Linked DNA regions of Mus musculus: region 2 is linked to region 1. The links are chromatin loops, found by intact Hi-C in ENCODE. Cell type or tissue: left cerebral cortex. All regions are shown on one strand. Each heading gives the region's core, and the rest is flanking DNA. Links, peaks and the distances in the headings are about the cores only. Region 1 overlaps Akap12 (A kinase (PRKA) anchor protein (gravin) 12). Region 2 holds the start of Akap12 (A kinase (PRKA) anchor protein (gravin) 12).

Evidence for each region. A loop is a pair of places that touch in the nucleus more often than their neighbours do. Peaks named below come from ENCODE experiments on the same cell type or tissue, not always from the same donor. Only the 100,000 strongest peaks of a DNase experiment are listed, where the experiment ranks them.
Region 2: a loop joins it to region 1, with 2.3 times the contacts of the local background. A loop is called at or near these places in 6 of 42 quality-filtered maps.

What each region holds. Positions count from the first base shown.
Region 1 is chr10:4,326,674-4,339,193 of GRCm38, forward strand. All of the region lies in intron 2 of Akap12 (A kinase (PRKA) anchor protein (gravin) 12), which reads left to right. Among named protein-coding and RNA genes, the nearest start is that of Gm40592, 22 kb to the left of the region's middle. In left cerebral cortex, for the core only: a CTCF peak has its summit at 6,908 (motif pointing left); DNase peaks (open chromatin) are centred at 3,284, 6,893 and 7,816; H3K4me3 peaks cover 2,030 bases; H3K27ac peaks cover 774 bases.
Region 2 is chr10:4,261,573-4,274,092 of GRCm38, forward strand. It overlaps Akap12 (A kinase (PRKA) anchor protein (gravin) 12), which reads left to right and starts at 4,757. Exons shown (of 4, transcript NM_031185.3): 1 at 4,757-5,096. The coding sequence starts at 4,947. In left cerebral cortex, for the core only: CTCF peaks have their summits at 5,571 and 9,450 (motif pointing right); DNase peaks (open chromatin) are centred at 4,195, 4,855, 5,540 and 6,096; H3K4me3 peaks cover 2,065 bases; H3K27ac peaks cover 1,110 bases.

The DNA of each region.
Region 1 (12,520 bases), core at 1,948-9,947:
AGTGCTGGGATTAAAGGAGTGCACCACCATGCCCGGCAAGAGACCCTGCCTTTTAAATTAAAAAAATATATATAATTTTATTTTATTTTAGGTGTACAGGTATTTTGCCTACATGTCTGTTTACCATGTGGGTGCTGGGAACCTAACCCAGGTCCTCTGCAAGAGCAGCTAATGCTCTTAACTGCTGAGCCATTTTTCCAGCCCCAGATATGGCAATTAAAAAAAAAAGTTATTGTTATTACATTTAGCCTCTCTCCCCTCTCTCCCTCCACCCCCTGCCTCTTTCTCTGGAGCAATTTATAGCAGTCAGGTCTCTCCACCAAGTGGGGTACAGGGATCTAACTAAAGTCATCAGCCTTGGCAGGGAGTTCCTTTTTTTTTTTTTTTTACCCCCTGAGCCATCTTGCCAACTCCTAGAGGTGACTTTTCAGGACACTTGGCTAGAATGCACTAGGCCCTAAGCAATCCCTAGTACAAACACAAACAAAATATCCCCAAAATCAGTCAAGAGTGTCCAACCTCACCAGGTCCTCACCATGACAGAATGCTAACTGCAGACCTCTGGCCTTCAGAGTGATGAGAATGAGCCCTGGGTGTCCGGGAGCTGTGTGCCAGGTTTGTGGTGCTTTGTGTCATTGCCCAAGCCAACTGAGATAGTCAGTGAATGAACTTTTAAAGAAGTGTATCACTTCATCATGACTGTCAAATCTTGGCTCTGAGTTTCCCCTCGCTGAGATAATTTCCGTTCAGACACATTGAGATTCCATCAGGGTCAGCATGATGGATACACTGCTGTCCAACCTGCCCTTATCCAGACATCCCCTGTGTGCTTCCTGGAGACTTCAGCCTCCCGAAGCTCACAGAAAACAATCTCCAGGATCCATTTCCACTTGATAACCTGTCAGCTAGAAATGCAGACAGCTCACCTGGGGAAGTTCATTGTCCACTTGTCTCAGTCACTGCTCTATTGCTGTGCAGAGACAGCATGGTCAACCAACTATTATAAAGAAATCATTTAACTGGGCGGGCGCTCGCTTACAGGTTCAGAGGATTAGTCCTTTATTGACATGGCAGGAGCATGGAGGGGCCATGGTGGCACTCCTGGTGCTGGAGCAGTAGCTTATAGTTACATCCTGATCTGAAGACAGAGAGGGGGAGGGAGAGAAATACTGGGCAGGATGTGTGAAACTATCCAGGCTTTTGAAAACACCAAGCCCACTCCTACTGTCACACTTCCTCTAGCAAGGCCACACCCACTCCAGTAAAGCCACACCTCCTAGTCCTTCTCAAATAGTTCTACTCCCTGATGACTAAGCATGCATATGTGTGTGTGTATTGTATGTATGTGTGTGTATATATATATATATGTATGTATGTATGTATGTATGTATGTATGTATATATGGCAAATCCTCAGCTTTTTCCTTTGTGTTTTCCAACGTGGTTACTTGAAGGTTTGAGGCTGGCTATTGTGTGGTTTGGGGCTCTCATTCTTATTGCTGTCACAGAGAATCAGTGAGTGCCATGTATGTAATCACTATTATTTCTTTTGAGTCTGTAGCTTCAGATTATCCCTCCTCCCCACTCCTCTTGATTAAGACTTGAGGACAATGGGTAGGGACAATGGCTCCCATTGTCCCGTGCTTGCTCTGCGAGAAGCACAGTGAGGATCTCCAGCCCCGACATAAAAGCTGGCTCTCATGGCTCTTGTCTATAATCCCAGCACTGGGAGGGTAGAAACAGACAGATCCTGAGGTCTAGCTGAAATGACAGGCTCCGAGGTCATTGTCTCAGAAACAAGGTAGAGAACAGTGAAGACAGCAGACACTGACCTCTGACCTACACACACACAGGTAGGTGCACACACATACACAAACCCATACAAAGCACACAATATCCCACTAAACAAACAATTTCTAAAAACACACATGTTACATAGCATTTGGGACTCCATCAAAATATTCACTCTCCGCTTTCACTCTAAAGAAATAGGTATGGGGTTGGCTCCCACCTTTAATCCCAGCATTCAGGAGGCAGAGACAAACAGGTCTGTGCAAGCTACAGGTGTCTAGTTAGCTGTCTGATATGGGAGCTGGCAGTGAAGCCTGGGTCCTCAGAGGGAGCAGTAGGCACTCTCAGCTGTCAGCCCATCGTCCAGCCCTCCTTCAGATTGGTTTTTTTTTTCCATTTTCCTCTACGCTTTTGAAGTGTTTTAAAATTTCATGCTCTCCAGATTATTTATTTGGATTTTTAAAACTTAAGTAACCATATCTGTGTTAACATATCCAATGCATCTGGACCATAAAATTCAATTAGCTAGTGCTCTTGCTCCTTAGGGCAGAGACTCAGAGCCCAGTAGAACCAGCTATCCTGTCGATAACTTGTCAGTATCCCTTCAGATATTCAGTATAGCCTTTAATCCTTGTGCTTGAGAAGTAGAGACAGGCAGATCTCTGAGTTCAGGACAGCCAGGGCTACCCAGAGAGATCCAGTCTGATATTAGGTATACATAGTACATCCTCTGGAACTGCAGATTCCACACTTAATCAGTCAACCATAGGATCAGCTAGCCTCTGAACAATCGTGTGTGTGTGTGTGTGTGTGTATGTGTGTGTGTGTGTGTGTGTGTTTGTGTCTGTCTGTCTGTCTGTCCATCCTTGCAAACATGTTTGGCTGGGATACTCTGAAGGTACAGACATCCAGCAATCCAGAATGGCTACTGTTACCCTGGGATGGTTTGCATTCTATTGGGTGTTGGAAGTAATCCAGGAGTGGTTTAAAGTTTACTGTTGAGAGCAGGGCATGGGGACTCCCATATCTGTAATCTTAGCATGGAGGGAGCCAAAACAGGAAAGTTGAGATTTGAGGCTAACCTGGGCTATACACACAGTAAGACCCTGTCTCAAAACAAAACAAAAACATACAGACAGCCAGATATAGTTGTACATGTGTGTTCATTTCTGCACTTGGGAGATGGGAAAATAAGGAATTCAAGGCCAGCCTGGTATGTCAGAACAGACAAGCAGGAAACCAGCAAACCCAAAGTGGTAGGAAGTCAGTGTGTATTCACCTTGCAGTTGTTGGTGGTCCCTTGCAGTGTGCATTGTGCAAGACTGTGCACATTACGCATGGAGGCCACAGATGCTCAGCCACCAGGTAATAATAGCCCTGTACCCCAAAGGATCTTGGCAACCCTTTTCTGCTCCCAAACAGCAGTGTGCCCTAGACCACAACGTCCACAGTTGATACTAGCAGGGACTGACTGCCCCCAGACCGAGATCTCTCAGTGAGTCACAGGCTTAGGGGAAGCCTTCCCTTTCCATGTGTGATCCGCCTCCCCTCTCTCTGGTTTTCTTTAGCTGTGCTATGTCTGTGTGTCATTTTTTCCCCATTGTGACAAAATGTTATTATCTTAGCTTTTTGTGGATTGGGGTTGAGATTTTTAAGTTTTCTTCTATGTGTATGGGTGTTTGGTCTGCATATATACCTCTGTGTGTGTGTGTGTGTGTGTGTGTGTGTGTGCGCGCGCGCGCGCGCGTGTGCACGTGTGTATACATGCGCGTGCCTGATGTCTTCAGAGGACATTTATCAGGTCCTCTGGAACTGAAGTTATAGACAGTTGTGCACAGCCTCATAGGGTGTGAGAACTGAACCTGGGTCCAGCCCCCACAAACTCCATTTTAATCACTGCTATTTCCTTACACAGAACCACTTACTACAGTGTAAGACCCACTATACTTGTTTCAGCCTGTTGTTAGTTGGTGGGCACACTAAAGTTGTTTTTAAAGACACAGCTTTACACTTTGTTCCTAACGTCAGTACGAATGGTCCAGGTTCTCCTCTGATTGTGTGTTCTCATGCTCTTGGGTGCATATTTGTTGCTGGGTCATCCGGCAGCTGTGTTAGGCTTTGGAGAAGTCCCAGGCACTTTTCACATCAGTTTCCCTTTCTACCAGCAACAGCTTCTTCATGGTTATTGTTGTCATTTGGCTATTAGCATCCTGGGGGTGTGTGAAGTGGTTTTAATTTACATATTTATAATGGATAATGATGTTGAACATCTTCTCATTGGTTTATTAACATTTATCTCAAAGATTTATTTTAATTAAACAACAACAACAACAACAACTTTTCTTTTGCCCAGCCGTGCTTTAATTCCAGCACTCAGGAGGCAAAGACATGTGGATCTCTGAGTTCAAGGCCAGCTGGTCTACAGAGCAAGTTCCAGGGCAGCTAGGGCTACACAGAAGAAACCCTGTCTCAACAAAAGAAAAGAAATGAACAAAAACCTTTTCTTCTGAGGTTTTTTGTTTGTTTGTTGTTGTTTGTTTTTTGAAACAGGGTTTCTCTGTGTAGCCCTGGCTGTCCTGGAACTCACTCTGCAGACCAGGCTGGCCTCGAACTGCCTGCCTCTGCCCCTCCAAGCACTGGGATTAAAAAAAAAAAAAAAAAAAAAAAGGTATGTGCCACCACTGCTTGTCGAGATTTTCTTGACTTTCATTTTATGTGTGTCTTTATCTTAATGTATATCTGTGGTTGCATTGCCAGAGGAGGCTCTAAGATGAGTCTGGAGTTACAGGTGGTCATGAGCCACCATCTAGGTTCTGGAATTGAACCTTGGTCCTTCCAAAGAACAGCCAGTATTCTTAACCCCTGAGCTATCTCAACAACCCCCTCTTTTCAAACTATGTGTATATTTGTGGATATGTGCATATGTAAGTGTGCGTTTCCTCCAAAGTACAGAAGAGGATATCAGATCCCCTGGAACTGGAGTTACGGTTGTTATAGTTATGGTTGTAAGCCACCTAAGATAGGTGCTGGAAGGCAGATCTCTCAGTTCGAGGCCAGCCTGGTCTACATAGTGAGTTCCAGGACAACCAGGGCTACACAGCCCTGTCTCAAAAAAACAAAATAAAAATGAAAATAAAATAAAATAAAATAAAATAAAAAAGACAGAGTTATTTTTTGACGGGCAGTGGTGGCACTTGAGAGGCAGAGGCAGGTGGATCTCTGAGTTCGAGGCCAGCCTGGTCTACAAAGTGAGTTCCAGGACAGCCAGGGCTAGACAGAGAAACCCTGTGTGTGTGGGGGGGGGGGAGCAGAGAAAAAAGATGGGTGCTGGATGCAAGAACAACATCCTCTTTTAATGACTCAGCTACCATCCCGCTAGCCCCACATTTGCATCTCTTGTCTGTTTCTTTCTTTCTTTGCTTATTTGAAATGTGGTCCAATAGTTTAGCTGGCCTGAGGGTAGCCTTGAACTCCTGATCTTCCTCTATTACCTAAGTGCTGCTATTACAGGTGTGTGCTGTTATGTGCATCTCTGTATATCTTAAAGAAGTTATATGCTGTACTCAGATTGTTTGTCCTGTTACTGTAATTTTTATTTTTTGGGAGAGACTCATGTAGCCCAGGCTGGCCTCAAAGTCATTATGTAGCTGAGGCTAGCCTTCTGTCCACAGTGATGGAATTACACAAGTACACCATTCCTGGCTGTCTGCTTTCCTTGCTGAGACTGTGTTATTACAAAGTTCTTAAGATGTCCGTAGAAATCTTTCCTTGTTAACTAGCATTTCTGGTTAGCATCTCTAGCTCTCCTTTGCTGTCTTGGGCCTCTGAACATGAACATGAACTGTAAGTAACAGTAGCTATGAGGAGCCCACCCCTGAGTTCCCAAATCACTCTTTCCAGACATTGCCCCAGGATGCTGCTTCTTTGTATTCAACATTAGGGAGTCCCTATTCTTCTCTTAGGCTAGCTCTATCCTTGTATCCCCAGGGGTTGCCACTCTCAACTAAGTATCCTAAGGCCATAATATCTGATTAGCGCCCAGTGGATTTCAGCACAACAAAAGTGGAGCATGACCTTGGCAAATATTTATTGACTAGATCATGCAGATTTAAGAAAACACCCCCTAGCAATCTTCCGCCAAGTGATGGGCATATATTCTGTCATCTTTGTTTTAGGTGGTGATGCCTGGCTCTAAAACGTCTCCTTTCACGCGAGTGGAAAGGAGTAATGTCAAGGGAACGGTGCCTGCCCTTGCAGTGACCCCTCTGTCTGACCTTTCCTTCTGCCTCTGTCCTGATTGATGGTTTTCCATTTTAAGGCCAGCCCCAGAGGAACTTGCTGATGGTCACGGCTATATATACTCCCTGTTCTTCATTACACAGGGAGGTAGTGATTCCAGATAACTGTGTGCTGGGAGGGTCAGCCTCTAGCACAGCATCCATTGTGCTGTCTTTGAGCCTTAGCTGCCTCACTTTGAACCTCATTTGAGGAGTGTATTGTCACCTGTGTTATGAAAGCAAAGATCTTGCCTTACTTAGCCTTTTCTTAAAAGAGTGTTTTGTCTGCTTTGTATCTGGTGAATTTTCCCCTTAGCTATCAAAGTGGCGTCGCTGTTGTTAGAATTTGGGGTCAGAAGGGAAGGTGTTGGTGATGCAGTTATGTAAACCCGAATCCACAGAGGAGTGGGGTGACTGCCATGTGCTGTCTACAACTGAATACTGGGAAGTGGTTCTGTATTCTTAGTTCCCTGGGCCTTCAGGGATCCTGGGACACTGTGGGGGAAGTGTCTAGTTTAATGTGGACCACTGACCCTGCATATAGGGCTTCTTATCCATGATCTACACACAGGGAATAGATGGTGGGAAGAGAGATGTCTGGGTTGTCTGAAACCCCACCTATTGGGAATGCAGAGGGCAAATGTCTGCTCCCAGATCTTAACCAACCAGGATAAGACCCATTGCCTGGCTTGCCGAGACTCAAAGCCAGGTTGGGCGTTGGCTGGGAAGCCTTTCTGGATCTTTGTAATGCTGATATGTGTAACCATTGTCTGATTGCCCAGGAGTTGTCCCTTTTTCGCTCTTTCTGGGCTGGAATGTGGTGCATTGTGCCTCCTGGTGGCAAGAAGCAGCAACCATCGTGGATGTCTGAAATCTTTCTTTCAAAAAAAATTTTTTTAATCCCCTTTTTATGTCGCTTGTCTCTGTCTACTCTTTTTCCCGCACCGATCTCCCCGCTCCAGTTCCCTAAGTAGTCATGAACAAGGCCTTCAAGTCTGACGAGAAGAGCAATAATATAACCTTTTATTTTGGGGTGGGGAGAGGTGGTTCGCTCCAACAGGCCAGTTGGACCTATCCTAACTGAAGATCCAGCTCATTTATTACTTGTGTCTTTGTAGAGAAACAATCTCAAGATTAACAGAAAAGAAATATTGGGCTGCCTGGATTTTTAATGCAGCTGTTTTATTTGCTATACGCTTGTAACAGGAGGAGAGTGTTGGTGAAGTTTCAACCCAATGTTTAGCTCATTTCTACCACGAAAAGTAGAGAGACCCAAAGGTCAGATATTTCTGCTTTTTAGAAAGTTGTCTCGGTTAAATGCTAAAGATAGTTCGCTTTGTGACAACCCTTTGCAAAAGGCCTGGGATCGCAGAGAGTTGTGGGTCTTTACGCTGACCGGAGTGTAGGAAACGGTTGGCAACATACTATGGGCTTTAAAAAGGAAATGCCGCTTTGCACCTCATCCACCTTTAAAAATGGCGTTAAAAATCGGAGAATTTAATATCTGTGCAGTTATTGCCTTTACATAATTTTAAAAGTTTGAGATGCAGGAGTCGGTGCCAGGGATGAAGTCACCGCTTGGATCAAATATTGATGCTCGGGGTCTGGCTCACCCCAGAGACTTAAAACTTTCTCCTGGGTCGCGACAGACCAGGCACAGAGACCAGCCCTGTAAAATGGGGCACGTGACTTCCCCGGGTGGTGCAGCCAAGTCCGGACAGAGGTGTGGGCTGGCTGGCTGTGGGCGGGGCCTACGGCGTGGGCGGGGCCGTCCTATAATTAGCCAGAGAAGCGCTTCTCCAGTGCGCATTGCTGCACCTCCAGGGCTGGAGAGCTTCCTTGATGCTCTGAGGACTGCATTCCTTTTCATCTCACTGGTTAGCCGGGAGTAGACAGAGGAGAAGGAGACTTCCTGCCGTAAGAGGCCGAAAACTGTAACTAAATATGCTGGGGACTATTACCATCACAGGTAAGACTGGTGACTCTTCTTCCTGCTGATGTGACTCTGGAAGAAGAGTCTCAAGAGGTGAGCCGTGTGGCTGGAATTTTATTAGCTTTCAATTATCTCTCCCTACACTTTCACCGGTGTAGGGAGAGATAATTGAATATGGAGAGCATTCCATAGCCCCTCGGAAACCAATGAACCGCACATTTTATTTTTATTTAAACCAAAATCTTCCTGGAAGCGCTCACGGGACAATGCATCTGGTTGGGAGCCTTATCCGGTCCCCTTAGAGAAGTGGGGGCTGTGCTGTTGAGAGAAGCCACAGCAGCTAGCGAGTTGAATCAGCATCAGATTCACTGTGGATAACCTGCCCTAGTCTAATTTTAAAAGTTCCTATGTCTGAGAAATTGTAAGCGTTCAGTGCTTCCTAGAGCTCATTAAATAAGAACGTTGAGTGAAGTCGTGTATCAGGCTAATATTTTAGTTTAGTTCTGTCATACGTGGTTAGTATTAGCCATAATACTAATACATAATACATAGTTACTAAACCTAAGGGAAGAAATGCCATTTAAGTATTAGTAAAAAAAAAAAAAAAAAAAAAAAAAAAGGTAGTGAAAATAATTATTTTTCCCATGCTTGTTTTCTAGGACTCTACTTGTGTGAGTTGTAATGTTATGCCAACTTCTAGAAGTGGGCAGTCTACGCCAGGCGTTCAGAATGCATTTGCAAATCCACTAACTTGGCGTTTGATAGATAGTCTGAGACTGGCTATATAGGAGAGTGCGTGTTTACGCTCACTTTCCCGTTTACGCTCTTAGAAAATTAAACTCCACTTGCTAACTTACATTTACAAAAGTGGCTCCGATTTAAATATTTAAGATGAATGCTGCCAAATCTGTTGTCTCAAAGTGGGGCGTAGACTTTCCAGGGCTTCCATATTTTTTCTCTGTGTGACTCTTCCCCCCAAAGCCGTGTCTCCCTGTGGAATTTTAAATGACTTCAAAAGTTTAGCAGAGCTAAAAATATCTCTCACTTCCTATAGTTTAGCTTGTTTATGCCGAGGGCTCTTTCATAGTCTGTCCCATCTGTCATGTCTCTAGTCTTTCTACTGCTGGCCAGGGTGGACATTTATGAAACCTACAAATTAAAGACGTTTTAAAAAAATGAATAGCATTCTTCTTCCAAGTTCATTAGGTGTTTTCTTTAAGATTTGTTTGTGATAATGTGTATATGTGTGTGCCAGTCAGTCCGTGTATGAGTACAGGTGCCCTCCAGAGTCAGAGATGTTGGATTCCCCTAGAGCCTATAGTTACAGCTTATAGTTTTAGTTGGGAACTGAACTTCTGGCCTCAGAAAGAGTTGTCTATTCTCTTATTCTCTTAACTGCTGCACCCTCTCTCCAGCCCGAGTCAGGGTGTCTGCATGGATGGATGGATGGATGAACAACACTTTGAATGGGTCCTCTGAGATCTCCCTCTCTCCTGGCATTTTTTTTGTGTGTGTGTGTGTATAAGGTGTTGTGTATTCCATTTTTTATTAATTTGTCTCGTGCTCAGTTTCTTGTGGGAAGGAGGGGGTTCCAGCGGGTAATCCCAGTGGAGCCACAGGCAGAGTATTTAGAAGAACCGTTCAGTTTTTAAGGTACTATTAAGTGGTTGGATCTATGGCTTTCTAGATTATACTTCACACTGTGCATATGGACAGTGTTGCCTGGTTTTATACTTTTTGCCAGTAATCAGAAACTGCACAAGAGACTAGACGTGCTGGTGCAGGATTCAGCACTCGGGGAGGAGGCTAGCTGCGCTCCATGGGTTCAAGACCAGTCTGGTCTATAATAGAGAGGTGTAGGAAGCCTGGTGTGACATGGAGTAACTCTGCCTCAAAAGAAAGGAGGAAATAATGAAAGAATAATGAAAGAAAGAAAGAAAGAGCACAAATCTTTAATGGCAAGGGGTTGGAGGTATAGCTCAGTTGGTAAAATGTTTGCTAGCATGCCTGAATCTGGAAGGAGAATCAGGAATTCAAAGCCTGGCTGGGATTAATGATACCTCATCTCAAAAAAAAAAAAAAAAAAAAAAAAAAAAAGATAAACTAGGGAGAAACAGAAAAGAACTGGGCAGCTACAGGGCAAGCAGCTTCTTCAAAGAGAATCTCGGTGTCTTTGTGTTTATGCTTTTGATTTTTTGGTTTTTTGAGGTTTTTTTTTGTTTTTGTTTTTTGTTTTTTGTTTTTTTTTGTAAGTTAACTGATTAAGGAAGATGTATTCTTAGTAGCCATTAAGAAGTTGGTCAGAGCCAGGTGTGGTGGCGCATGCCCATCCCAGCACTTGGGAAGCAGAGGCAGGTGGATTTCTGAGTTCAAGGCCAGCCTGGTCTACAAAGTGAGTTCCAGGACAGCCACAGCTATATAGAGAAACCCTGTGGGGGGTGGGGGGGTAAGAGGAGTAGGTCAGAGCTGGGCGTGGTGATGTGACCCTTCCATCCCAGCACTCAGGAGGCCAAGGCAGGCAGGCAGATCTCTGAGTTTGAGGCCAGCCTGATGTATAAAGCTAATTCTAGAACCACTTAGCCAAGGCTACACAGACTAACCCTGACTCAGACAGACAGTTGTTCAGAATCTTAAAAGCAGTGAAGGCTTCTAAACTGCTTGTTTAAATAAAAGGGAAGAGAGTTTTTGTAGCATTGGAGAAGGAGCCTGGTGCTCTCACTTCTTAAATGCAGGCAAGATGATGGAGTGTGTATAGCAACTACGTGGAACTCTGTTGTTTTTCTTCCTTTCTTTCTTCCCTTTTTAAAAATTTCTTTACTTATTTTATGTATGTGGGTACACTGTCACACCAGAAGGGGGCATAGGATCCCGTTGCAGATGGTTGTGAGCCACCATGTGGTTTCTGGGAATTGAACTCAGGACCTCTGGAAGAGCAGTCAGTGCTCCTAGCCACTGAGCCATCTCTCCAGCCCCATGTTTTTAGTTCTAAAAGCAGGAGAAATCTTAAAGACATTTTCTATCGCCTCTCTTCCAGCTCACACAGACATATGAGATATGAGGTTTAGGCCGTACACGCTGAGTTAGGATCTGAGGGATTGCCCCACAGCACGTGGCAACGTCATTCTGGGCCTCCATTAGCATTAACTGGGCATAGAAACTAGAAAATAGTTGTTGGCGACATGATTGTGAGAAAGTGGCTCCTTCCCTGATGCACAGTGGTGCTGTGACAGCAAAGGACAGGGTCTCACCTAGCCTAAGCTGTTTCAAACTCCCTACTTAGGCAAGGATCACCCTTTCCGTGCCTTCCATTTCTGGTCCTCCTGTGTCTCCTTCCCAGTGCTGGGCTTACAGGACACTGCTACCACATCCAGTTTGTGCAGTGCTAGGGATGGCACCGGGCTTTCATGTACACCAGGCAGGGGCACTCTCCCACCTGTGCCAATCCAGAGTCACTACTTACTTGCATCTTATTTATTACTAGGGTGTGTTCCTGCATGCGTGCGTGCGTGCATGTGTGCACGAGAGAGATTATGCATACTTAACTTGCCAGAACTACTTTTTTGAGTTAAGAGAAAGTATCTTTCAGAGCTGGAGAGATGGATCAGCGGTTATGAGCAGGACCTGAGGTGTGATCCCAGCACCCACATCAGGTGGCTCACGGGTGACTTTAACTTAACCTCAGCTCCAGGGAGTCTCCTGATACTCCTCTGTTCCGGTCCTTGTGGGACACCTGCATTCATGTGCACTCCTATACACTAACATCCACATATAACATAATTAAAAATAAATTTTTAAGGCATTTTTTTCTATTTTCATTCATTCACGCACTTTTTTTTCAGGTTAACTGATAGTTAACATCATTCTTTATCTTGCAGAGTAATTGGGGATACAAGTGTGGAGGCTCACTCCTATACATCCAGCAGCACTGGGAAACGGAGGCAGAGGATTAACTCTGGTTTGAGGCTAGCCTGGGCTACAAAGTGTGTCTTTTTTTGAAAAAATGGAGAGAGAGGGGAAGAGCCAGTGGTGTCCTTGAAGGGGGGGGGGGGGGACAAGAGCCAGTGAGATTTACATTTTTTTTAATTAAACAAAACAAAACCTAAGCCACAGAAGCATTTGTGCATACTGTAGAGAGCTTATAATGTACTTTTCTATGCAAATTATTGGTGGGGGAGCAATATGCTGCACATGGCTGGGATCGGTGTCAGTGTTGGTTCCGGTTTGTGATGAGGACAGAACAGTAGTCCAGAGAGTTGAGGTGCTGCGCTGGTCTCTGCGGCCGTTGACTCAGTATTTTTGGTGCTTGGTGGCCTCCACTGTTTGTTTCCAACAATTGGGAGAACCCTGAGTGGTGAGCTTCCTCATGTCATAAAAGGAAGTTACCCACGCCTAGCTTCAGAGTACCTCATAGAGGATCTCTTTCTGAAGGCATAGATGATGCTATCAGGGCACCCTTGCATCACGGTGGCCAAAGAGCCGCATAGTAATGGTGTCACCTGGCTGGTCCTTTTACATTTCGG
Region 2 (12,520 bases), core at 1,914-9,913, 65 kb before region 1:
GACACCTGCGCCCTGTACCCTGTGCTGCCTGGGCCTGCTAGACAGAATCTGTAACTGACGCCTCTGAGGGAGGGGTGGAAACCAGGGCCAGCTGCCTTACTGTTCCACCACAAAGGACAAGACAGCAAATCTTCAGATATTAACAAAACCCAACACAAGGAGACCTTGTAGACTTGCATCTTAGTGTTGGGTGGGCAGCATAGTAGCACCTCTGTTTCACATAGGATAGGCACGTGATAAATGTGTATTGGGGGCTGGGGATGCTGCACACTTTGTTAAAGGGCCTGCCTAGCGCGCATGAAACCCTAAGATACGAGAGTATTCTACCTGCTGAGTGGTGGTGGCACATAACTTTTATCCTTGCACTCAGGAGGTAGAGGCAGGCTGATCGCTGTAAGTTCGAGAGCAGCCTGGTCTACAGAGTTCCAGGAGAGACAGTGTGACACAAAGAAACCCTGTCTCGAAAAACAAAACAAAACAAAACAAAACAAGTATTCTACTAGCACTGAATAAAAAACAAAAAACCAAACTGAGCATAGTGATTCATGTATGCCCTAAATAGGCAAGAGGAACAGAAATTCTAGGTCGTGTCCCATAAAGGTCCCAGGCTAGCCTGAGCTAACCTGGAAAAACCCAGAGCAACCAGTGAAGGCAAACTCTCTAACTGGGTAGTGCTGCTGTGTACCTTTAATCCCTGCACTCCGGGGACAGAGGCAGACAGACCCCTTTGAGTTCAAGGCCAGCCTGGTCTACAAGAGGGAGAGTTCCAGGACTACACAGAGAAATCCTGCCTTAAAACAAACAAACAAACAAAACCCCCCTAACTCTGAGGTTTTGTTATGTAACCCAAACTAACCCCAAACTTACTATGTGGCCCAGGCTAACCTTGGGTTCGTGGGAATCCTCCTGCATCAGGCTGCCTGGTGCTAAAATTATAGGTATGTGCCACCAAGCCTGGCTGAGCCTGTTTACTGTACCAGTATCCTTGAAGGTATTTGGGAAGGGAAAGGAGAGGGAGTAAGAGAGAGAAATAAAAGTGTGGACTGGCCCTGCAGTGGTGGCGCATGTCTTTAATCCCAGCACTCGGGAGGCAGAGGCAGGCAGATTTCTGAGTTCCGGGCCAGCCTGGTCTACAAAGTGAGTTCCAGGATAACCAGGGCTACACAGAGAAACCCTGTCTTGGAAAAACAAAACAAAACAAAACAAAACAACAAAGGAAAGAAAACAAAACAAAAAAACAAAACAAAAAAAGTGTGGACTGACTCAGGTGAGGGTAGAAGGGGGCATGAGAAGGGGATCTGTGGGAACAAAATGCCTGAATAATGTAGGGAGGAGCCTCTGGGGGGAAGGGCAATCCAGCCCCTGGGCTGGAAAGTTCAGAGTTGGGGGCAAGGTATGACAGGTGGGAATGCTGAGGGATGCTGGCAGAACCTGGAGATGTTAAATATGCACTTCAGCCCAGGTCCTGGGATCATAAACCAAACACCTGGTCCCTTTTTTTTTTTTTAACATTTATTATTATATGTAAGTACACTGTAGCTGTTTTCCAATGCATTAGAAGAGGGCGTCAGATCTCATTATGAGTGGTTGGGAGCCACCATGTGGTTGCTGGGATTTGAACTCAGGACCTTCGGAAGAGCAGTCAGTGCTCATACCCGCTGAGCCATCTCACCAGCCCACCTGGTCCCTTAAAATACAATCTTACTTTTTAAGTTTTGTCTTGTTGGGTTGTTTTGTTTTGTTTTTTCTTTAAACCAGGGATTCCCTATGTAGTTTATGCTGGCCTTGAACTCACAATCTGTCTCAGTCTCACAAGTGCTTGGATTACAGGGGTGTGCCACCTGATCTAGCTGTTTTGTGTTTTCCTTATTTTATTGAGTGTTAAGTGTGGTGTGTGGTGTGTGTGTGTGTGTGTGTGTGTGTGTGTGTGTGTGTGAGTGCACATGCACATGGGGCCATGTGCGGCCATGTAGGGCCAGAGGTCTATGCAGGTGCCTTTCTCATTTGTTCTCCAGGTGTTTTGGATGATTGGTTCTTTTTCTTTTCTTTTCTTTTCTTTTCTTTTTTTTTTTTTTTTTTTTTTTTTTTTTTTTTTTTTTTTTTTTTGGTTTTTCGAGACAGGGTTTCTCTGTATAGCCCTGGCTATCCTGGAACTCACTTTGTAGACCAGGCTGGCCTGGAACTCAGAAATCTGCCTGTCTCTGCCTCCCGAGTGCTGGGATTAAAGACATGTGCCACCACACCTGGCTGTTTTTGTTTTAAACATGGTCTCTCACTGATTTGTCCAGGCTGGCCAAGGTGCTTCAAGGATCCCCCAGTTTCTCCATTCTCCTTGCTGGGACTGCGGGTCACAAGCCCACCTCACTAGATGTCATGATCTGGGGATCTGAATTCATGTCCTGTGGACTCCTGCACCACCTGACTGGCCCAATTCTTCATCCCCTCGATTTTAATTTTCAAAAGTAAGAAAACACACATTTTTATAGCCTGGACAATAAGCATAAGGGAAACAGCTTGTGCTCCAAGCAGGCCCAGGCAAGGCCTTCCTCAGCCCTAGACTGGATACTGCTAGCTGGAAATCTTTGACCTTGCAATCTTTCTGAACATTTCAAGGCTAGTGGATGTGAAAAGCTTTGTGAAGAATTTCCCAGGAACTTGAATAATACAATCTCACAAAATGGGGGAACGTTGATACTATTTGTATCAAATCGGTGGGACAAACAGTGCCTCCTCCTCTATTTTCAAATGTGCTGACTTTATTGTTCTCCCCTGCTTTTGCTGTGGGGATAGAACTCAATGCCCTTAATCCTAGGCTCTGCATCAAAGCCACACCCAGGCTGTTTCAGCAGCGTTTTTAAGTTCCTACCATCCTGAGGAAGGACTAGGGTGGACCTTAAAGTCACATGCTCACTGGATCCCTCCCTCATATCCATCTACCGACTATGAATCCTTGGATACACAAAAATTTGCCTTCTTTGGTTAATCCCCTTCCCTTTCTCTATTGGTAATCTGTATGCCATTGGGTTGTTATAAGGATTACATACGATGATATACGCAATGTTTTTTTGTTCTTTGTTTTGTTTTTTGAATAGTACCTGATACAAAATGAGAACTTTCAAGTTTGGGCCAGAGACATGGTTCAAAGCTAGAGTGTTTGTCTCAGAGTGCACAAGGCCTTGGGTTCCATCCCCCACCCCTCAGCACTGTAAGGGGTGGGGGAGGGGAGATGCTAATGTTCTCTAAATATTCAAAAATTAAATTGAAGTAGGGTGTGGTCTCAGTCTCACAAGTCTATACTGTCTTCCCTCCAGAGACTTGGCTACAACACTTATGGCTAGCCTGAACTAGATTGTGAGAAATTCTTTCTCAACAAACAAGACAAATTGAGATAGGTGACACACTTACAAATAACTAAAAGCAACTTGAAAGTCTGTTTCTAAATGAATGAACCCCAAAGAAACTGGCCTTCCGAAATAAGTGGAGAAACCAAATTTTATCCTGAAAAACCGAGTTGTTCCCAATAAACACTTAAATGACCATGAATAAGGACCAAGTGTTATTAGCTAAATTAATGTTTTCATTGATACTCAAGTAACCTGTATCAAATCTAGGGACAAGATATTTATCTGGCATCTAGATTCAATGCTCTTACTGATTTTAAATCACTAATTCCTTCACTCATCCACAGAGCCTCGCTTTGTGGCTCTCAGACTTGGCTGAAACTCACTCACTACCTACCCCATGCAGGCCTCAGGCTCAAGCTAACCCTCCAACTTCAGCCACTGAAGCATCAGGATTTCAGACACGAATCATGGCACCGGGCTCACCTGACATCATTTCATCTTTTCCCCCTAGCATTTTAATGCTTAGTGACGGGTAATCTAACAAAATTTCAATTTAAGACTTATTGGCTGCCATGTTAATACAATGAGTATTTAATCAAGTGGAGGAAGAAAACAGACAGGCCCTTTCTTTGCTAGTACGAGAGAAATCTTCGTGTTTTGATAATGCCGATGGCGACTAAGCAGACCTAAGCCAATGTGGTGTTTAAGCGTCGGGAGAGAGACGAATGGCCTGGATGTGTAACCTTCAGCATCAGACGCTCAAAGGACAGGCACATTTCCAGTAACAGCTTCATTTCCCCGCGCGTTCCCCGGGGAAAGAGGGCGGCGAGTTCTGTTGATGGCATCAGCTGACATCACTGGCTGGGATCATGGGGACGCTGGGCCCACCTCAGCGGTGGCCTGACTGCATCAACCTCTGGGTTTCCCAGCTCCTGCCACGTGAGCCGCCCTAATATGGCCAGGCTCAGGAGCAGCCCAGGAGGGCTTCCTTTCTCCGGCTGAAGGAGAGAAAGCTAGAAACAAATGCTTAAAGTCAAACCCAACCTGAAGAAAAGCAAATGGGGATTTGGGTTCCCGCCTGGTCAAATGTAAATCCTTAGTCTGCAGAAGATCCAACCTTGGGTTATCAATCATTACATTAAAAAAACAAAGCTTTTGCCCCCGCCCCCTTCTTTGCTGCTCCTGAACCTTCTGCAGCCCTGGGACAGACCCCAAACCCCTCGTCCCCCTTTAATGACCCGAGAAGCCCTGGGGGCGGGGTGGGCTGCTGGGGGCCTGGTGTCGGAGCCTCTGGTCCTAGCAGCCTAGGGGGAGATGCTGCAAGGCGTGTCTGGGCTGTGCTCATGTGATGAAGGGAGGGAAAAACAAGGAGGGGGGAGGAGGCTACGAGGTGGCTTTTTTTTTTTTTTTTTCTTTTAAGGAGTTTGCCACGAGCGCGTCCCCTTCATTCTCAGTCCGGGTGTGTTCTCAGCAGGATCGTGGAGAGCGGGTGCTCCTCACCCCTTAGTCCCTGTGGTCCTGGGCGCACATCTCCTCGCCCCTCTGCTTCTCCGCGGTCCCAGGAAGACGGCTAGCCGGCGAGAGTAGGAAAGCCACTGAGCCATGGGTGCAGGCAGTTCCACCGAGCAGCGGAGCCCCGAGCAGCCGGCGGAGAGCGACACGCCGAGCGAGCTGGAGCTCAGTGGCCATGGGCCCGCAGCGGAAGCGTCGGGAGCAGCTGGAGATCCCGCTGACGCGGACCCCGCCACCAAGGTAAGCTGCAGCCACCTGCCCGGGTGGGGCGGGATGGAGATGGGGCGTCCCGGCGGTTTCCGCCTGCCACAACTTCCCGCCGGTACAGCCCATCTGCAAACTCGAGCGCAGCCCTGTGCAGTCTCTGGGGTCTTTTGCACCGGGGCGGGGCTGGCATCTTTGTGGAGGGTCTCTAAGGGCGGCGACCTAGCCAGCCCTTCTGCAACCATCATATCTGCCCTGACCGCCGTTCTCTAGTCTTTCTTCTCTCTTCCGGTGGGCTGGCAGCCTGGGGGATGGCCGGTGGGGCATCCGTAAGAATTGACCACGGCCAGGCTTCTTAAGCCACTTTACACACCCCTAGATCCCAGGTCCCAGAGTGGGGAAGTCGGGACCTGCTTTGAAGCAGGGCAAACCTAGGTTCTAGGTTCCCCGCCCAGTGTTGGCCTTGATACCAGCTTCCACCCGGGCCACCAGGTCTGGTACCCAGAGTCCTGCGGCAGCGCCTGGGACACCGCCTAGCTAATGCAGAGAGCCATGCATGTAGCTCTCTTCCAGACAGAGAGAACCGGAGCAGAAGCACGAATGGAGGGATAGGCAAAGCTCCTGGAGTCCTGTCTCCCTTTCTCACAGTTTACTGCCTGTGGACTCAGTTGGATAAACAAACATTGGAGTTAGAAGTTCTGCACGGATGTAGGAAAAGGCTTAAGTAAGCGTTCCTTGCACTCTTTCTGTCGAGTCCACTGTAAAGCTCTAGATATACTGCATTTTATAGGGATGCTTAGTTTGAGACTGGAATATTTGACCCTGCCCTGCCCATCACAGCCTTTACCTTTGTGTCTTGCTCTCATTATTGTATTTTACTTCTGTTCCTTTTGTTTTGTTATTGTTTAGGGTTGTTAATTAATTAATTTGCTTACTTGTTTTAAGACTGGGTCTCACTCTGTAGCCCAGGGCTGGTTTGGAACTCACTAGCTAGCCCAACTAGTGGCAGTCCTCCTGCCTCAGCCTCTCAAATGATTTCATAGCCACGCCCGGATGGCAACATTGCCTGTTGGCTGTTTTCCAGCACGTGTTTGTGAGCAAGAGTTCGCTCGGGTGGATTTAAGATAGTTTTACAGAAACGTGTTGAACAACCAAACAACTTAAAGGAAAAACCAACCAATTTCAGAATTTGGTGATAGAGAGCAGCGAGGACCTTTAGAAATGGGTCAGGAAGTGGAAACATCTTTGTGTGAGAATAAAACACTGAGTTCCAGGTAAATCTAACAGAGGTGGGACCTGATGGCTTTGAGCTCTTTATGTTGCCTAGTATAATGTAGGCTGGGTGGCCTCTCTTAACAGTTCCTGCCTCCAGTGTTTAACTCATCACCACTTATAAAGTCCAAAGTCCTCACTGCCTCAGATGCGCAGGTCTTCTGAGAGACTTCTGCCATCCAGTCAGTCTCCATCTTTTGGATGCCTCATTTACATTTTAATACTCCGTGTAACACTCTTTGGAAACTTCTTTGAGTACACCTGCCCTTAGTGCTTAGTTTGTGGGTACATTGGGCAGGTGGTGGTCAGGGCAACTGTTCCTTGGCACGCGTGCGTGGGGGTCAGAGGACAGCTCTGTGCGGTTAGTTTTCTCCCTCCGCCTTTATGTGGGTTGTGGGGCTGGAACTCATGCTGCTGGCTTTGCACAGCAGGCACCTGTATCTGCTGACTCATCACCTCACTGCCCCTCACCTTGCTTTGCTGGCGATCACCATCAACATAGCTCCAGTTTGGAAATATAGTCATTTTAAGATATAATTGCTAAAAATCTGCAGTCAGGAGACTTTTTTTTTAACTTTGGTTTTTATATGACGTCAAGGTTTATTATCTGTTTACAGTAAGTTATGAACCTTTCTTTTCTTCCTTCCACGCCATCCCGTAGCCTGCATCCCCCCTCCCCCTCGCCATCAACCGCCATCTTGAAACATCCAAGCAGTCTCTTTTAAAAGATGACTTGGTGACACCATTAATTTGTTGGCCCGCTTCCCAGTTATCAATTTGAAGATGGATCGATCCACATGCACGTGCTTGCTGCACACATACGTGTATGTTACTTCCTTCCACCCACAGGTTACCTAGGGTTGAAGACCTAAGACTTTTCAGTAGGATCTCAGAATTAAGAATGATTCAGCACCTCTAAGTCCTCTCTTACTCTTTCCACCACGCCCGGCCTATCTTAAGTTCCAATGCCTGACCTTAGAGGCTTCCATCACTCTCGTCTCCTTAGCCCCTTGTCCCCTATCCGCAGTTTCTACCTTTGTGGACTTAGGGGCTTTTTAACTACCATGCTCCACAAGGCGAAGGGCTTACCCGATTTCCTGACAAACTGTCCCCTGTGTGAGGCAAGGTGCATGGCGCGAAACATCAGGAACTTGGCAAGAGCTGATGGAAGAAGTGGTGGTCCTGGCCCTTGGGATCTCATTGGTGAATGCCAGCTGTCCCCTTCTCCGGCTTCACTTTTAACCTCATGAGGATTCGTTTTGTGTATCAGATAATGACAGTCTCTCTAGTACTTAGTAGATTGAGCAAATGATTTAGGAGGAAAATCAGATTTGAAGACCTGTTTGCTCTTTAGAAAGAGAGAGGTCTGGCTGGGTGTGGAGACTTGCATTTGCAATCCCAGCATTCAGGAGTCTGAGGACCACTGTGATTTTGAAGCTGATTCAATCTAGGCTACATGAACACACACCCCCTATTGGGGGGTGGGGTCAGATGAAACATTCACAGAGTTACTTATGGATTACATCATGAATATATAATCTTGATGGATCTGTAGACATTTTGAGGAGGTTTGCTATGTAGTATATAGTTTTTCCCCTCTTTTTTTATTTTTTTATTTTTTATTTTTGTGTTTTTCTTGAGACAGGGTTTCTCTGTGTAGCCCTGGCTGTCCTGGAACTCACTTTGTAGACCAGACTGGCCTCGAACTCAGAAATTTGCCTGCTTCTGCTTCCCAAGTGCTGGCATTAAAGGCATGTGCCACCATTGCCCGACAGTTTTCCGTCTTTAGATAGAATGATATCCTTTTTTCCTTCTTATTATAGAATTGATCATTAAAGACTTTTATCCTTGTTTTGTTTTGTTTTGTTGGTTTTTCAAGACAGGGTTTCTCTGTATAGCCCTGGCTGTCCTGGAACTCACTTTGTAGACCAGGCTGGGCTGGAACTCAGAAATCCACCTGCCTGTGCCTCCCGAGTGCTAGGATCCTTACATATATATATATATATATATGTATATATATATATATATATATTCAAATATTTATATCAGATGCTACATATTTGGTACATCAGTTGGCTTGGGGTTTTTGCTGTTTTGGTTTTTTAGACAAGAAATCAACTCATTAGCCCAGGCTGGCCTCAAACTCACTATTAAACCTAGGGTGGCCTCAAACCCTTGGTGATCTTCTGAAGACTGAAATTACAGTTAGGATCCACCATTCTATTCAGTTTAATTTTTTTTTCCTGAAATACATGTTATATGTATTAACATCATGGCATCTCTATACTGTCCAAATTTTTATTTACTTATTTTTTTGGATGCTAGAACGTGAACCTAGAGTTTTGGGCAGGATGCTGGGCTACAGTCCTGAGCCCCTCGTTCTGCTGACTTTAGTTAGCCGTTATTTCTAAGAGTGCCCCAAAGCAACTCTTCTGTTGAACTCTGTCATGAGGTCACATAAGAGGTAAGCTTTTTTGTTTGTTTTAAATTAAAATTGTGTGTTCACCCTCCAGCATTCATGCCGGTGGAAGCTAGATGTGGGTTCCCTGCGGTGGGTTCTGGGATCCCTCTGGTCCTCTGCCAGTGCTCTTAGCCTCTGAGTCATCTCTCCAGCCTCTGGGAACTAAAGCTGATCTTCTGTTTCTTCCTCCTCCTCCTCCTCCTCCTCTTGCCTAGGATTGAACCCAGGGCCTTGCCAGAGCAAGCCGGACTTTTGCAGACTCAGCCCAAGAGTTATAACATTTAAATGCCCCAGCCTAGGTTTTATCTATGTTGTACTTCAGTAAAACTAGAAGTCCTATAGTTATTCTTCATATGCAAATTGTAAGGGGAAATGGCTTCCTGTGTTATTTCCCTAGTTCCTGGTTTAAGACTGCTCCTGGGGACAGTAAGATTGGCTTCTCTTTTTCTCAATTGTGTGTCTATAATCTCTGGTCTCTGCAGGTTTATTTTCATTCAGTTGCTGACAGACCATGGGTGACCAATGACTAATAGACTTCCGTTGCTCTGGTAAATCTTGGTTTCTGCAGCCAACATGCTGACCAAGTTTAGCAATCAGAATGCCTCTGAATTAATTAATTAATTAATTATGTGTGCAGTGCTCTACCTGCATGTATGCCTGCGTGCCAGAAGAGGGCATCAGATCTCATTACAGATGGGCCACCACATGGGTGCTGAGAATTGAACTCAGAACCTGGAGGAGCAGCCAGCACTCTTAACTGCTGAGCCATCTCTCCAGTCCCCCAACCTTTATTTTTAAATAAATGATTACATATTTGTATGTGTGTGTGTGTGTGTGTGTGTGTGTGTGTGTGTGTGCATGTGCATGTGCACACATGCATATACATACCTGGAGGTCAGAGAACAAGTATAGGAGTTGTCTCCTCTTACCATGTGGGGCCTGAACATTGAACTCATGTCATCTGGTTAGGCCACAAGCACCTCACATTCTGTGCCTTCTTGGCAGCCCTGAATTAACCTTTCTATGTTTTCTCCTCCTCAGTGAGTCCAAAGCTGAAAACAACAGGGCTACCGAAAGCTAGGTGAGGCTAGTGTCCCCAGGAGGTAGGGAGCTGGAGACCCTTGTCAAGTCTTTCAGGACGTGCTTCTATTTGACTGCAGGAGTTATGAGTCACTAACATATAATTTATTCTAATGTACATATGGGCAAGTGATTTGCCCATATATATATCTATATACACCACAGTTGTCACATCTGGTGTTGCCAGAGGTCAGAAGAGGGCATTAGATCTCTTGGCACTGGAATTACAAATGGCTGTGAGCCACCAGATGGGTGTTGGGAACTGAACCCAGGTCCTCTGCAAGAGCAACACGTGCTCTTAGTCGCTCAGCCATCTCTCCAGCTCCTTGAGCCAGTGTTTTAAAGGGTGTGTCTGTGGTGAGACAGATATTGTGGGTGCCATTATTCTAAAATGACTACCCTGAGCTACTGTGTCTGAGAAATTGAAGTAGAATAATAAAACAGGCTTTTAAGGCCCAAGTCATCTGTCTTTACCCTGAATGGTCTAGAATTTAAAGTAATGAAAGTCATCTTTATTAATGACATGGTTTTGTTGTTGTTGTTGTTTGTTTGTTTGTTTTTGGTAAATGTGTGTCTCATGTAGTCCAGGCTGGCCCCAAACTCAATGTGTTGAGGATCCTGTCCTTGAACATCAGATTCAACCTTCCTCTACTCCTGAGTAAAGTGATGGTTTTGCCTGCGTGGTTACCTATATGCCAATAGATTGTCCCTATTATAGAAGGTGCTGTTCTTTCACTACATCAGAGACAAAACCCAACACCTCCCCTTGGGCTGCTAGGACTGAGAGGCTACGCTAGGTCCCCAGCACCCTGCCCCCAGGGCTTCATTCCAGCAGTTGGAAGACTGAGTCTCCAGAATCCGGGACCTCTTATAAAACGGAAAGGCTGAGCCTTGGGGACTATAAGTTGTTGTACTCTATGTCCCAGGCTAACCTGGAACTGTAGCCCAGGCTGGTTTTGAACTTTTCCTCTTTTGGCTTTGCGCAGATCCACTTTTGAAATATACAAATGTACATTTATCCAGTTTAAAAGTTTAATCAGGGGGCTGGCAAGATAGCTCAGCGGGTAAGAACACCGACTGCTCTTCCGAAGGTCCTGAGTTCAAATCCCAGCAACCACATGGTGGCTCACAACCACCCATAACAAAATCTGACACCCTCTTCTGGCGTGTCTGAAGACATACAATATACTTATGTATAATAATAAATAAAATCTTTAAAAAAAAAAGTTTAATCAGAGCTGGGCATGGAGGCACACGCCTTTGATCCCAGAACTTGGGAGGCAGAGGCAGGCGGATTTCTGAGTTCGAGGCCAGCCTGGTCAACAGAGTGAGTTCCAGGACAGCCAGGGCTACACAGAGAAACCCTGTCTCGAAAAACCATCAGTCTTCCAGTGTCTGTGAAGCACAGTTCTCACTCTTGCCTGGGCTGGAGTCACTCTCCTGTCTCAGCTCTCAGCAACTGGGGTTCCAGGCATGCAGGGCTGTGCTCTGCTCTCACAGGCCTCTACCTAGAACCCTTTTATAAAATGGAATAGTTGTCTGGATGAGATGACTTGAGGTTGACTTTGTAGCAAAGAGATGGCTAAGGAAACCAGAGACAAAAGTTACTCATCTTGTAAAGATTAATGCATAGGGAACTCATTTATACAGCCCAAACTTTTATTCATTTGTTTGTTTGTTTTTTAGGCAGGGTCTCTTAATGTAACCCAGGCTCAAAACAGGCAGTCCTCTTACCTCAGATTCTTGTGTGATGACTCTAGTCACACATAGCTGGGCTTGGCCATTACCTAACTTTTCATCTTTTGATATCTGAAAGGTCAGATAAACAATTTGGTTCCAGCTTGGTGGCCTGGAACTTTAGCAAGTCACCCCACTTTGTTCTGATCCTTTGGGCCTGGTGGAGGAGCTCTGTAGAAACTCTTTCAACCCTGTGAATTTTAGGACAATCAACACAAAGGAAGTTGTAGATTTTGTGTTGGGCCTGGGGTAGCTGAGGATGATAGGCCATTCTTTGTTGTTTGTTTGTTTTTCGAGACAGGGTTTCTCTGTGTAGCCCTGGCTGTCCTGGAACTCACTTTGTAGACCAGGCTGGCCTCGAACTCAGAAATCTGCCTGCCTCTGCCTCCCAAGTGCTGGGATTAAAGGCGTGTGCCACCACCCCCGACTGATATGCTGTTCTTAACTACTGGTGGGAAGACCTGGGTTTTATTTCCACCCACACAGCACACTCAAAGGTGTTTTGTTTTCAACACTACGGAACTGACTGTTTTCCTTGTCTTCTGTGAGTTTTAATATATTTTTTCAGCGCTTGGGGAGCAGAACACCTACCCCGAGGAACGGGTCCTCAGGGCTTGTGCACATCCATCCTTGACTTGTGCACCTCTATTTGGGTCACCCTGCTGATCAGAACCTGCTGGAGGATGCAGATAGGGCTTTGGGCTTCTTTATACTTTGGTGCTTTGTTTGTCTTTGTTTTTTTTAGAGATAGGATTTATCTTAATGACCAATATTGTCCTTGAAATCATTGTATGCAAGTTTGCTCTTGGTATCCTGACCCTTCTGGTTCCCAAGTGCTGGAATGGTAGGTATGCATTAGCATGATATGAGGGAGGTGTGTGTGTGTGTGTGTGTGTGTGTTCACGTGCAT